Regions from separate parts of the Homo sapiens genome. Here region 2 is linked to region 1. The links are chromatin loops, found by intact Hi-C in ENCODE. Cell type or tissue: ascending aorta. All regions are shown on one strand. Links, peaks and the distances in the headings refer to the core of each region. The heading gives the core; the rest is flanking DNA.

Region 1 (2,928 bases), core at 272-2,771:
AGAGCATACACTATATAGAAGAACAGTGGGAAATAAGGCTTACAGGAGCAGATGATGGGCTTCAGAAGAGAGTACAGATGACTTTTTATTAATTCATCAGTAAGTTGAGCAACATTTTGTGATAGATGTTGACAGGCATTATCTCCCCTCTATCCTGTCTTCAAGATGAGGTCAACTTTGTTCTGAGGCATGGAAATCTTCATGGAAAGGAGTAAAGAGGTTACTGGGAAAAAAAGAAAGGAGAGAAAAGTTGTTTGAAGGATCTTCAGGAGACTTTTCAGACAAGTTTAGGTGTGCCTCTTGAAGTTTTACTTGCATAAGGGCTCAACACACTCCTGGTGAGAACAGCTAGAAACTCTTTAGAAATAATTGTGAGCTCCGGGACTGAGATGTTTAGACAAAGGGGAGGGATAGAAGTCACCTCTTCACCTCTTGGGGAGTGTTTCCACAAAACAGAAGAAACTCATCTTGAGTCATGGTATGTTACAGAGCTGTGTCCTTGTCCAGAGAAAGTGGTCAACACAAGGATCACAAGGGAGCATAACATGGAGTGCAATATTGCCTGGATTAATTCACTGTTCCCTCTGATTCAGTCCTTGAGGGAAATTTGCTAAGTTCCTCATAATAGAAAAGCATTAAAAAGAAATAAAAGAGTAATTCAAATTGAAGAGTCAAAACATTAAAGGCAAAGGGAAAAAATAAGAGAAGTTTCTCTACAGAACCTATCAAAAGATTGTAATGCAGCACAGAAGCCTGTTAGCGCAAAACTCTTTAAAATTATGAGAACAGAAAAAGAGAGCAAATTACATGAAAGACTCACTTCTCCCAAATAGTCTAAGTTAATTGTTCCAGTTTTAAAGTTTTCTCCTCAGCCAAGTTTCTGTAGAATTTCCACTTTTAGTTCATATATATTTTTCTTGCTAAAACTGAGGCTTCAGTATATGCCTCTTGACCTGGGTTCACATTTTATAGCCGAAAAAATATATGAAACCTCGAAGGAAATCATAGCCAAATTGTTGAATTTTAGTTGGTTTAGGTCAGAGGGCAAGAATCCATAGAGCTTTATGTACTTTCTACCTGAAATAAAGAAAGACCCAAGTTTGCCTAAAACTTGGCCAAAATCCACCAATTTATCTGGGGCCAAAGTTTTCAGTTAATCTGGCACAAATATGGAGTTTTTAATGATACCTGACACCAGATGAATTTTTTAAAATGATTTTAAGACTAACATTCATAAGGCTATAGAAAACAAAAATTTTCCATTGCCCAAATATTCATTTAGTAGTTAAGAACAGAAAATAAAGTTTCTTAGAGTAAGCTATCACACAATACAATTCTTTTATATTTTAAACTGGTGGTTTTCCCAAAGTAGGCAGATAATAATTTCATGCTTTCATGTGGCTGAAGTCTCAGTTAAGACTTTGTCTGAAACATAAAATCAAAGTTCAAATATTCCTCTCCTAGTTAGTGATTCTTTCCACCCAAATTGCATAAGCCAAGGTCAACAAGAATAAAATGTATGAGTGAATGGAGATTTTGAAACAACAAATTATTTGTACTGTGGTTATGATTAAGATATAAAATAGGGAAGGAAAATTAAATTCTACAAACTTGCTTTATGAAAGCTGACAGTTTGTTAAAATCCAGAAACTAGAAATTCCAATCGGAACAAAACTTTTCCTAGTTCTAAAGCATTAGTAAACTGTTAAGAAGTCTGACTTTCTCTAATGGGGAGAAAAGTAAAAGATAAATTTAAGCCAGGTTATCTTCCTCCCAAGGTATACTTTTGATATTTCCATTGGGGATTAAGTAAACAAATCTAGCGAGCTATTTCTATGTTCCCAATACATCTACCAGAGAAGATACAAATTTTATCCTCTAAAGTTAATAACTTAGGTGAACCAACCAAGCATAAGAAAGATAACTGAGGAATACCAGAACACAAAATAAATTATACTTCACATGCTAGATTTGTTTAAACGTAAAGAAAGTTGTAGGCTAAATTTTAAGAATAAGTAGGTTTTAAGTTAGAGACCGATCTAATAACCCTTAGTAAATGCCTGTTATTGACAGACACTGAGTGAGGTTGTGCATAGTTTGTGCTCTTTGAGAAAAAGATTGATGGAGGATACAGATATATACAGAAGGGGACAGCCAGTGAAATTCAGGAAGCAACAGAATAAGAGTATGTTCACTGTACAGTGAGAGCAGCCAAGAAAGCACCAGACTCAGCCTGGAATTGGGGAAACTGGGGCTGGGGGCAGGGGAAGCCTGCTTGAAGGAAGATTGGACACTAGATACATAAAAGGAGGGGGAAGCTGTACGAGACAGAGAAACTATACGGTCAACAAAAGCAACAAGCTGTAAAGAGTAAAGTCTGTGGGTTAGGGATAGGAGAGGGATCAAGAAATAAACAGAAATACTTATCAAGAAACACTGGGAGGTAAGCATAGAGAGCTGAACTGGGGCTGGATATGGCAGTATAGTGGGTTGAATGGTAGTCCCCCAAAAGATATGAATATATCCTAATTCCCAGAACTTCTGAATATTAGCTATTTGGGGAAAGAATCTTTGCAGATGTAACTAAGTTAAAGATCTTGAGATTTAAAGATCATCCTTGATTGTCTGGGTGGACCTACATGCCATGACAGATGTCATAAGAGTAAGGCAGGAGGATATTTGACAGACAGGGAGGAGAAAACACAGAAGAGGAGGAGACACTGTGCAGATGGATGCAGAAACTGGAATTTTGCCTCCACAAGTTAAGTAATACTAATAGCTCTCGGAAGCTGAAAAAGGCAAAAAAAAAAAAAAAAAAAAAAATTCTTCCTTAGAGCCCACGGAGGGAGTATGGTATTACCAAGAACTTGATTTCTTGATTTTGGACTTCTGTCCTCCAGAACTGTGAAAGAATAAGTTTCCATTTTT
Region 2 (2,928 bases), core at 124-2,623, 380 kb before region 1:
AGTGATTTCTTAAGAAAAGAATTAATATTACGAATCTTGTGAAATTTTCAAATTTCTGCTTTTAAAGTCATCCTTCAAAAGGAAGATAAGAGGCATTTATTAGGAAAGCAAAACAACCTACTGAATAAGGGATTGCTTTTGACCTTGACATTGGTCTCAGCATCCCATGGTAGATGCTGCTAATTTTTTGAATCAGCGGTTGAGCCAAATTTCACAGTGTCAGTAAAATTTCTGAACACTTTCTGCTTAAAGGAATACAAAATCCAGGTACAACAAGCAGGAGAAGAACCACTAGGAAATGGGAAATTTTAAAAAGCATTCAATGTAGCCATTCAGTAACTTTCCTTTATATGGATTTTAGATAATTCATTGTGGTGTCAGTGTAAGCACTATTTTTCTCAATGCAGAAATTATTTTGACAATCATATCATATCACATATGTCACATATCATTTACTTAGATATTTACTGATTGCTTAATGGATGGCAAGGACTTGTTAGACATTGGACATATAGAAATAAAGACATACCACTAACATTACATAAAAATGTCAATGGAAGTAAACACAGGAGCTGGAATGAAATTACCCAATTTAAACTGAGAATATAGCTCCTTTGGCTTTTGAGAAACACAACAGACTTAAGTAACAGAGTCAAGCCAAATTGCCTGGTTCAAGTTCCAGCACTGCCACATATTAGCTGGGTGTCTTTGGACAAGTTATTTAATTTCTCTGTGCCTATTTCTCTATTACAAAACAGAGATTTTAATAGAATTTACCTCGTAGGGCTGTTGTGAAGATCAAATTGGTTAATATGTGTAAAACACTTGGAAAATCTTAGCAGAAAAAAGATTTTATATAGCTACTGGTTTTTATTATTATTTCAAATATAATGGTCTTTCCATGGTAGCAACATATAATCCAATGTCTTAGTTAAATATAAGTTGGGATAACTATATAATATCTCTAAGTAATTGATAGTGTTAATAAATTATTAACATGACTGAATATTTATGAGTTTTATTTGGGACTTAACCACTTATAAGTTGTGTGAACTTGGACAAGTTACTCAACCTCTCCATACTTCCATTTTCTCAACTGCAAACAGGGGGTAATATTTGTACTTAGCTCCCAAAGTTCTGATGAAGGAGGATTAAATTAATTAATAAGGTAAACCACTTTAAGAGAACCTGGCACATCGAGCCACTGTGTTGGTTATTGTTATTATTGCTAATGTCAGAAAATATATTACAATCAAAAGGAAAGAGACCAGAGTTGCATAAGTAATTAACAATAATCATCAAATATCAAAGTACGAAATGCTTCATCTGAGACAAACATAATTATTAGTAAGGAATAATCAATGAAAAATAAATATTTGTTACACCTATAGCCAATGGAGTAATAAAAAAAACTTACCAGCTGACAGTTAATATATAGTATAATCTTTTTGGAGTATCTTTTTGTACAAATTTCTCTGGGTAGACATCAATCTTTTTACATTACCTAGCACCTACCAACTAGCCTGAAGCCCTTAACAAGCTGTTACGTGGGGTGGTTTAAAACAGTAACAAGAAAAGGAAAAAATAAAAAAAAAAAACGAGAAGGAAAAAGTGCATGCTGTTTTGCTGAGTTGCACAACCTGGCTGATGGCCTAGGAACTACACTGGAAGTTGCTGAGTCTTGTTTAAATGTTTAACTCCAAGTCCCAAGGAAGTTAGAGAATCCAATGTCTACCAATATTTTAACATAACTTACATAAATCTTTAGCAAACATCAAATATGTTTGGGAGAGATAAGTTTGATTACTTACTGGCAATGTGTAATAACAAAATTCTCCTTATATTTTCACAAATGGAGTTATTAGAATGATCACTTCCCACGCTGATGTGTGTAGAAATGATGACTCCACTTATAGCCCTATTCACTCACCTCTCCTGTTGTTTCTAAACTTAATATATCCTTGTTTATAGCCTCTCACCCTCCAACATATTACTGGCCTACTTTTAGCTCATTCCTAAGAGGAGATAGTATTCCAGATCTGTGCACACTGAAGATATTCCAAACATATTTTACCCTTGTTAAGTCCAGGATGATAGAAAATTTCCTAATATTGCAGTAAATGCACAGGCTTTTATTTACTCATCATGCTTGATGACAGCCATTTCATGCTGGAATGGACATTCTAGGGGTGGCCTGGCTCAGAATCTGAAGGCAGAATAGCTTTTGTGGGGCAGCACAAATCTTGCCAACTTATGTGTGCTTTCCCCTAAAAATTGTTTATTAAAAGTCTTACCAATAGCGAGGTGTAACCCAGAGACTTTGGCAATGAAATTCTACTCATACAAATCATAGAAATATGTGTCTTTAGGATTTTTAAAAATAAAAATCTCAAATCAGTTTATATTTTTGTTGCATTTACACTTGTTAAAAAAATTTAAAAAGGTAATCAAAGCCTCTTTATTGTTACACAGCCAATAACGGTTATGGTCAAACTAGTTTTGATTTAGATAAAAGGCAAATTGCGTCTCCATGTCTGGGATAAGCCTGTAAAATTCACGAGTGTAGCAGAAACTAATCCTTGATCTGCCTCTCTTCCTTTCTTGTACTGCTGGGATGAAAACATAGCAGCAGTTATGTTAAAGAAAGCTGTGTGGAGTTGACAGAAAACTGCTAAAAACCTTATATATATATGTTTATAAAGGCATATAAAATTATAAACCTATATATGTATATATGTTTTTGGTTTTTTAAACTTTCTTGGTTCCTCAATTTCTACAAACTCTCAGTTTACTTTAAATTAAGAGTTATCAACAACAACAAAAAAATGGTAACCCTGTACTCCTAGCTAAGTAGGTTTTTCTACTCCTGAGATTATTTTGTCAGTGATAACTCACATATTGCTGTTTGATAAAGTAATCTATTCCAGA

What was found. Hi-C counts contacts between places; a loop is a spot of excess contacts. Peaks named below come from ENCODE experiments on the same cell type or tissue, not always from the same donor. Only the 100,000 strongest peaks of a DNase experiment are listed, where the experiment ranks them.
Region 2: a loop joins it to region 1, with 1.9 times the contacts of the local background. A loop is called at or near these places in 2 of 110 quality-filtered maps.

The regions. Positions count from the first base shown.
Region 1 is chr4:123,823,289-123,826,216 of GRCh38, reverse strand. The region is part of intron 3 of LINC01091 (long intergenic non-protein coding RNA 1091); the gene reads right to left. Among named protein-coding and RNA genes, the nearest start is that of LINC01091, 170 kb to the right of the region's middle. In ascending aorta, for the core only: no CTCF peak of the experiment used is centred there; no DNase peak of the experiment used is centred there; H3K27ac peaks cover 1,182 bases.
Region 2 is chr4:124,201,022-124,203,949 of GRCh38, reverse strand. The region is part of intron 1 of LOC105377407 (a long non-coding RNA gene); the gene reads left to right. The region is part of intron 1 of LOC105377406 (a long non-coding RNA gene); the gene reads right to left. Among named protein-coding and RNA genes, the nearest start is that of LINC02516, 360 kb to the left of the region's middle. In ascending aorta, for the core only: a CTCF peak has its summit at 1,654; a DNase peak (open chromatin) is centred at 1,639; H3K27ac peaks cover 1,429 bases.